3 separate regions of the Mus musculus genome follow, and regions 1 and 2 are each linked to region 3. A link is a loop called in an ENCODE intact Hi-C map of the cell type or tissue named here. Cell type or tissue: gastrocnemius. All regions are shown on one strand. Region 1 has its middle 13 kb from the start of Aldh1l1. Region 2 overlaps Aldh1l1 (aldehyde dehydrogenase 1 family, member L1). Region 3 has its middle 12 kb from the start of Klf15.

What was found. A loop is a pair of places that touch in the nucleus more often than their neighbours do. Peaks named below come from ENCODE experiments on the same cell type or tissue, not always from the same donor. Only the 100,000 strongest peaks of a DNase experiment are listed, where the experiment ranks them.
Region 1: a loop joins it to region 3, with 3 times the contacts of the local background. A loop is called at or near these places in 17 of 42 quality-filtered maps.
Region 2: it touches region 3 in a loop (2.9-fold over the local background); 12 of 42 quality-filtered maps call a loop at or near these places.

Annotation. Positions count from the first base shown.
Region 1 is chr6:90,536,846-90,539,345 of GRCm38, forward strand. No RefSeq gene overlaps it. Among named protein-coding and RNA genes, the nearest start is that of Aldh1l1, 13 kb to the right of the region's middle. In gastrocnemius, a CTCF peak has its summit at 1,318 (motif pointing left); a DNase peak (open chromatin) is centred at 1,302.
Region 2 is chr6:90,574,075-90,576,574 of GRCm38, forward strand. All of the region lies in intron 12 of Aldh1l1 (aldehyde dehydrogenase 1 family, member L1), which reads left to right. Among named protein-coding and RNA genes, the nearest start is that of Aldh1l1, 25 kb to the left of the region's middle. In gastrocnemius, a CTCF peak has its summit at 1,487 (motif pointing left); DNase peaks (open chromatin) are centred at 1,389 and 1,900; H3K27ac peaks cover 372 bases.
Region 3 is chr6:90,449,051-90,451,550 of GRCm38, forward strand. No RefSeq gene overlaps it. Among named protein-coding and RNA genes, the nearest start is that of Klf15, 12 kb to the right of the region's middle. In gastrocnemius, a CTCF peak has its summit at 1,297 (motif pointing right); DNase peaks (open chromatin) are centred at 1,314 and 1,832; H3K4me3 peaks cover 441 bases; H3K27ac peaks cover 1,464 bases.

The sequences.
Region 1 (2,500 bases), 88 kb after region 3:
GTCAGAGTTGTCACTGCTCTTCCCTCCAGCCATGACCTGCCAGCTTTATTAGGCCGGATGCTTTGGCTCTGCCTCTGGCATGAAGAAGACATGGACAGAGACCAGCTGTGCTGAGGGCCACAGAAATAAAAGCAGATGGAAACATTTGTTCAGAGTCTCTGAGATTTGGGGACATCAGTTACCATAGCACAGCAGTGTAAGCTGTGTGTGGAGCAATGAGCTGTGCAGAAGAAACTAGTGCCAGGCTAAGTATGGTCTCTGCCCCGCTGAGGACCAAGGAATAAATACTGCCTTAACAGGGGAGGTGGGAACCACAGGGTTAAGGCTACAAGGATGGAGAATCGTGTTCTCAATAGGCTAAAACTGTGAGATGCCAATCAGATCCCCCGATGGCATGGCCAGGTGTGTGGTTGGATGTATGATCCCACCACCAGAACAAGGTTTAAGGTGGACATAGACAATGTATGGAGCTCAGATGGAAGGTTAGGAGCCAGGCACTGGGGAGGGAGTAAGTATCCCACTCAGCCTCCAAACACAAGGACTGGAAGTCCACAGAAGTGCTCGGAGGGGAGACACTGCTGGAGGTATCCTGCGGTGATACATGGAAAGACTGTGTCCTCAGAGCCCAGGCTGCCCTCAAATTCACAATCCCCCTGCCTCTGCCCCCAAAGCTTCTGAGAAATCCAGGTGGTACCACTTGACCTAGGATGTTTTAAGCTACCCAAAGAGAAACTCCAGGTAACCAGGAGCTTGGAGACTCGGAGATCTGCATAAGCCTTGCTTCACAGCTGCCCCGAGAGAACACTGTAAGAACCTGGGAGTGGGCTGTGATGTGGATTGCAGTTCCCTTCTGTTTATGTCACATGGATTGTTTCCCAGGTTCAGCAATGAAGTGCACAAATTCAAAAACTCAGTAACCTGATTTAAAGGAGTCTTAATTACACCTATGGTACATAAAAATATGCAATAAAATGGAGGACTCCGGTATGAGATGCAAATTCTCACTTAGCTTGCCTACCATGCCTAAGGCAAATCTGATTCTCTCTCTCATCCTCTCTCTCTTTCCCTCTCTCTCACTCTCTCCCTCTCCCTTCTCCCTCTCTTCCCCCTCTCCTGCTTCCTCCCCCCATCTCTCCCTCCCCTCCCCTACCCCCCTCCTGCAACAGATAAGAAGTAGTGGGGTGCAGTGGAGTTAAGCAGCCAGGCACAGGTACAGAGAGGCACAGAGCACTGGATCAGAAGTCTCTGCTACCAAGGCAGGCCAGTAGCACGCAGAACCCGGCAGCGAGCCCCGGGCTCCCTCTAGTGGCCAGAACTGCCGAGTGTGCCCACTGTAGCTCACCTGACAGGGTGCTGTGCCTGAGGCAGGATGTCCCCTCCCATCTTTCTCCAACATCCTAGTAAGGCTTTGGCCATATCTGGAAATGCCTCTGGCCTTGCTGTGAGTGAACGAGTGAACAAAGGACTAATGTGCACAAGCAAGCCGACCAGAGCCTTAAAGAGCATTCTCAGTAGGTCATGATTTGATGGGAATTGTGAGTTTAGGGGACACTAGGGTTAGAATGGAAATTTTTTTGGCAATGAAATTATTTTAAAAACAAGACCTAGCCAAGGTTTTATGAAAGCCAAACACGTGTGGGCTTGACCTCTACCACACTGCAGTTTTGGTTCCAAATCACAGTAGTAAAGGCAACAGCATGACGAGTGCTGTGACTGTGTTAGCGACTCATCTGTTAAGGACAGCTAAGATGAACCGCCATGTCGTCTTCTCATCTTGCCTTTGTTTTTAGTGGGTGTGTAGCTACTGCACATATGCAACACCAGCATCTCCTCTGGTGCTGCCCCCTCTCCATGTTCCTCCAGTCCCTCCTACCTTGTTTCTTGGTCTTAGCCTTATTGACTTGCCTTGCCAAGGGATCAAGACAGAAGTGTCATTCTGAGGCCAGGATATAAGAGGTCATAGCTCCTGCCAGGGTCTCCCAACAGTGGCTCAATGAGGAGTTTTCTGAGGTTCCCAGTGATAGTAGCTCAGCCACTTTAAGGCCTCCAGTCAGTTCCAGTTAACTGGCGGCCCCAGCAGCCTTTGACTGCCACCATATAAGCAACCCACAGAAGAGCAAGTGTGCGCAGTTCTCCCTATGGGCTTTTACCACCATGTTTAAAAAGCAAGAGTAGATATCTAAAGAAACTGCACAAAGCCACAATCTACTAGCCAAGATCTGGTGTCCTCAGAGCAGAGATGTGTAGCCCTCCTTTAGAGAAGCAGCAGGCACGCTTAAGTCACAATAAGACCAAAGAACATTGATGGGGTACCAGTATATACAGGAGTTGCTTGTATGTCCTAGCAACCATTCTTTAAACCAAATGAGTATAGATTCATGATAACACAATTGTCCGGAAACAGCATCAACTCCTTGGGTACATCCAGTTCCTGGTACAGGCCTCCAGGGAAGCTGGGAGAGGTTCCGCAATGAGCTCACTGGTAGACCTTGTGTCCTGG
Region 2 (2,500 bases), 130 kb after region 3:
GCTGCAGCACAGGCATGCTGGGAGGCTGCAGCACAGGCATGCATGCTGGGAGCCTGCAGCACAGGCATGCATGCTGGGAGCTTGCAGCACAGGCATGCATGCTGGGAGCCTGCAGCACAGGCATGCATGCTGGGAGCCTGCCTAGGTGGATTCTGGGCATCCAGACTCAGGTTCTCACACCTGCAGGGCAAGTGCTTTAAGCATGGAGCCCTTCCTAAGGTTTTACAGCCACACCACAACAGAAAGCCGTACATCAAGGCATTTTTAAAAAATGCAGAATAGAGTCAGGCCCAGGGCTCGGCTGTTTAGAGCACATGCTGCTCTTGCAGAGGACCCAAGTTCGGTTCCCAGCAACCACATGGCAGCTCACAACCCCTGCAACTCCAATTCCAGGTAGTCTGAGCCCCCCTTTTGTCCTCTGAGGCCTCTGAAGGCACTGCATATAACATTGTGTACATACAGACCTCCAGACAAACATACACATAAAATAAAATAAAAAATAAGTAAGTCTTAAATTAAAAAAAAAAAAAACCTCACAGCAGTAGACACATCAGGCTTAGGGGGGCACAGCAAAGTGGGGGGATCTCCGCTGCAAGTCTCAGAGGCTCTCTGATTACATCCCTAGCTTAGGGGTTGGCGGGAGCTAGTGGTCTGATAAGTTCAGACATTTCAAAAGATTCCACCTGAGAGTCACAGGGTTGTTAGTTCAGATCTAGAGGTGGGCGGTGAATGGCTAATGAGGGAACCAAAATTAATCTGTGAGAATTTGGCTTAGGATCTGCATCATCCCAACCCTCCACAATCATACCTTCTACTCAGTCTGTCTGCCTTGGAAAATCTTTAATCTGGCATGGTCGCCCACCCCCACCCCCCCACCCCCCCAACTTCAGCTCACACTCTGAACTGGGGAGTGATTTTTCCAGAAGCAGGAGGTAATGGGCAGAGGAGCAAACAGCCCTCAGAGGAAGCCAATAGAGTCTGCTTGGCTTTTCCCCTCAGTGTCCCAGAGGACCCTCAACACTGTGGAGGGCAACCCACTCACGCGTGGATTGTGGCTGTGTCGTCAGTGAGGAGGGAAATGATGGGGGCGCCCTGGGGCCAGGCAGTGCAGTCTTTCTGAAGAAGTGGAGCTCCGTTTGATGCAGACCTACCAGGGTTTGTCTCATCAGGCTGGCAGGAAAGTGTGGCCCTGCAGTAGGAATGGTGGTTTTATCTGCTGCTGAAGCCAGCTATTCCAGGTGGCCCAGCAGTAGGGAACCAGAGCAGGCCCTTGGCTGCATGCAAATAGTGCAGACCGGTGCGTTAGACATACAAAGCTGAGGCCAGCCATGCACTGCCTGCTGAGGTGTTCAGACTCCATGAAGAAGTCATAGAGTTTAGGGAGGAGTCATCTGTTGACCCATGGTTCCCTGAGCTGGAAATGGTCTCAGCTGTGGGCCTTAATCTGGAAGCATGTTCCATAAAATGATCTGCTGCCACCTGGTGGCCACTGTTATAATAACCCCAGCTAGCTCGCCATAACAGTTCAGACTGACTCTCCAAGGGTCACTGCTGTGTGTGCCTGTGACCATTGTATTCATCTCAAGTCAGCTCAGCCAGCCTGGGGTAGGCAGTACAATCTTTCTGAAGAAGCAGCTGTGGAGTGTCGCTGGCTTGATATAGTACCCCTGGCCAAGGTCCCCAGGTCAGAGGCCTGAGTCACCTGAGTGACAGGCAAGACCAGCAAGAAGGGGTGGAAAGCTGGAGCCCTGAAATGACTTTGGTATGGGACCTGAGGGCAACCCCCCACTCATAGATTGTGTCTGCATCCTAAGCAAAGAGGAATATGATGGAGGCCCTGGGGGTTTTCAGTGACTTTGTCGGGAGGAGCAGGGTGGGAACTGACCAGACTGCTTCAGTCAAACATTCAGACTTGGACCCAGGAACCTCTGCCAGGCTGAGGCCTGCTCCCTTAGCAGCAGACCCTCCCGGGAACACCGTGATTAGCTCCAGGCTGTTCACAGCCTCCATCAGGAGCAGAGCAGGGTAGCCAGATGCTGATGAGAGCAGATTCACAGTTGCCTGAGAAGCACCTCCTGCCCCACACATACACATCTCTCCTACTTACAGGACTGGGGCCACTAATGGGGGTACTAATGGCTCCAGACGTCAGCCTCGGGACATGACTCCTGGACTGAGCTAGCCACTGGGTTGGATGTACTTTCTCTCTTTTGGAGCTATCCAAAAACAGGAAGAGTAGCCAAGCCATAGCTATCATCAGCTATCAGCCATAGGCAGGTGAACACCTCTTCATGAGGACATTGTAAAGTTGTCAATCCATGGGTCTTCCAGGAAGGAAGAGGAAAGGTGGGGACAGAGGATGTCATTCTCACACCCATCCAGGAAGAGAAACCGATTGTCTCATCTTACAGAAGAGTGAGGCCAGCACATCGTAGTGACAGTTCTGGTCATGAAGGGCAGAGTCCCCGACTCCATAAGGAATGGCATTGAAAGAGCAGGC
Region 3 (2,500 bases):
CATTTGATAGGCAGTGGGGGTGAGGTGGGCTCTGCACCTCAACCCTTCCCTGCCCACAGACACATACCCCAGCACAGAGGCTGAAGGCCACAGACCTCACTTTCCTTAGAGCTCTTGATGTTAAAGACTGCAGACATTTCTGACCTCTCAACAGAGGCAAAATGCCCAACGCTTTGAATCAGCCAGAGGCATGGAAGGGAGCCCTAGTCAGGAGGGGAATAGGTGAAGGGCCATGCCAGGTGACTGCACATACCCCTCAAAGAATGGGGGGACATCCCTGCACTGTGCCACCGTGATCTCCAGGAATGTAAAAGGAATGGGAGCTGGCTCAGAGCCACAGTGCATTCTGATGCTACTTGGGCAGAAGAGTCAGCAGCCATTTAACCTACTTCTGCCTCAGGGACCCTCACAACAAGATTCCTGGATCATTTGTTGTTGATGTATACCACAGCGCACATGCAGAGGTCAGAGGATTTCTCCTCCCAACTTTATGTGGTGGATTCCAGAAATCAAAGACAGATTTCCAGACTTCCATAGACCCATCTCCCCGGACCCCACTGGTTAGTTGGTTGTTTTGAGACAGGGTTCCATACTGTAGACCAGGCTGGCCTCCAACTCAGACACATCCTGCTGCTGCCTCCTGGTCTCTCCTCTCTCCAAACCTGCCAGATGCGGCAAAAGCCTCATGTCTGATTTTTTTTAATTAGGTATTTTCTTCATTTACATTTCAAATGCTATCCCAAAAGTCCCCCATACCCTCCCCCACCCACTCCCCTACCCACTCACTCCCACTTCTTGGCCCTGGCGTTCCCCTGTACTGGGGCATATAAAGTTTGCAAAACCAAGGGCCTCTCTTCCCAATGATGGCCAACTAAGCCATCTTCTGCTACATATGCAGCTAGAGACATGAGCTCTGGGGGTAATGGTTAGTTCATATTGGTGTTCCACCTATAGGGTTGCAGACCCTTTTAGCTCCTTGAGTACTTTCTCTAGCTCCTCCATTGGGGGCCCTGTGATCCATCCAATAGCTGACTGTGAGCATCCACTTCTGTGTTTGCTAGGCCCCCGCATAGCCTCACAAGAGACAGCTATATCCGGGTCCTTTCAGCAAAATCTTGCTAGTGTATGCAATGGTGTCTGCGTTTGGAGGCTGATTTTGGGATGGATCCCCGGGTGAGGCATCTAGATGGTCCATCCTTTCGTCTCAGCTCCAAACTTTGTCTCTGTAACTCCTTCCATGGTTGTTCGTGTCTGATCTTAAGAGGGCAGACTTACTGCTTGTTTGTTGCAGCAAATGGAATGCCAGCAGGAGGCGCTAGTGAAGTGAGCATGGGTCCTCCCTCAGGACTGCTGCCCAGAAATGGTCTGAATATCCGCACTGGACAGTCTCATTAACGAGAACATGCAAGACATGTTACAATCACTGGGTCTTAAAATGGACATGCTTGGGGTCTGGGGAGATGGGTCTGTGGAAGGCTGGAAATCTGTCTTTGATTTCTGGAATCCACCACATAAAGTTGGGAGGAGAAATCCTCTGACCTCCGCATGTGCGCTGTGGTATACATGTGCACCCTCCTCCCTTAATAATAACAGTACATTTTTCTTAATGGACACACTTTTCAGGCCAGCATCTCAAGGGAATGACCCCTGTGCTAGCCTTGACAGTATGGGCAGAGGAGGTGGTCTTTTCTTGTGTACCCTCTCATGACGCACTGAGTGACTGAGTCTCATAGAACCACTCCTGCTCTGGAAGCCAGCTCATGTGTCACCACCCTGGCAGCTAGAGCGCTGGCAGGGTCCTCTGGAGCCCACAGTGAGCCACCGCTGCTCCCTGGTGTCCTCCTCGGGCTCCACCCACACTGGCACAAGCTTTGTCCTTTGAGCCAGCCTTGCCTAGGGACCTTTGCACACCCTAGGCTCCCAGCCAGGACTCCTCTAGCTGGACCCTCTCTCAGCCTGGGAAGGTGCTTGAACCCTGTAGGTCTCAAAAGTCCATTCTAAGAAACCTCAGTCATGTTCTGTCCCATCCTGTCCGTCTTCATTCCTGACAGACAGGCTAACCAATAAGTGAGGGCTTGAGAGAGCTATGCTGGTCTGCTAGACTGTCCTTCCTCTCTCCAGGCTGAGGCAGGGTTTTACATGTGGCTCTATAGAACCCGGCTCTCCTCCACTATCATTCTCTGATCTCCATGCCCAGAGACTGAGAATCAAGGTGCCTACTCAAGTACTGCTTCCCTTTGGTTTGTCTTCACCCCTGGGGTTCTGACCCTGGTTCTCAGCCTCAGCAGTCCAGGCCATTACCTTGCAAGGTACCAAGTCCTTCAACCTAACAGTTACAGCTGGGTGCCACTGGTGACACATCTGTCCTGGAAGTAGAAGGATCTTGTCTCTCTCTGCAATCTGGACTGTATCCCTGCACACGCCTTTGCTCTTTCATGCTCTTTAGATTCTCAGTACCTTGTCTGAGACCTAGGGAGTGACACCTGTCCTGTAGTACAAG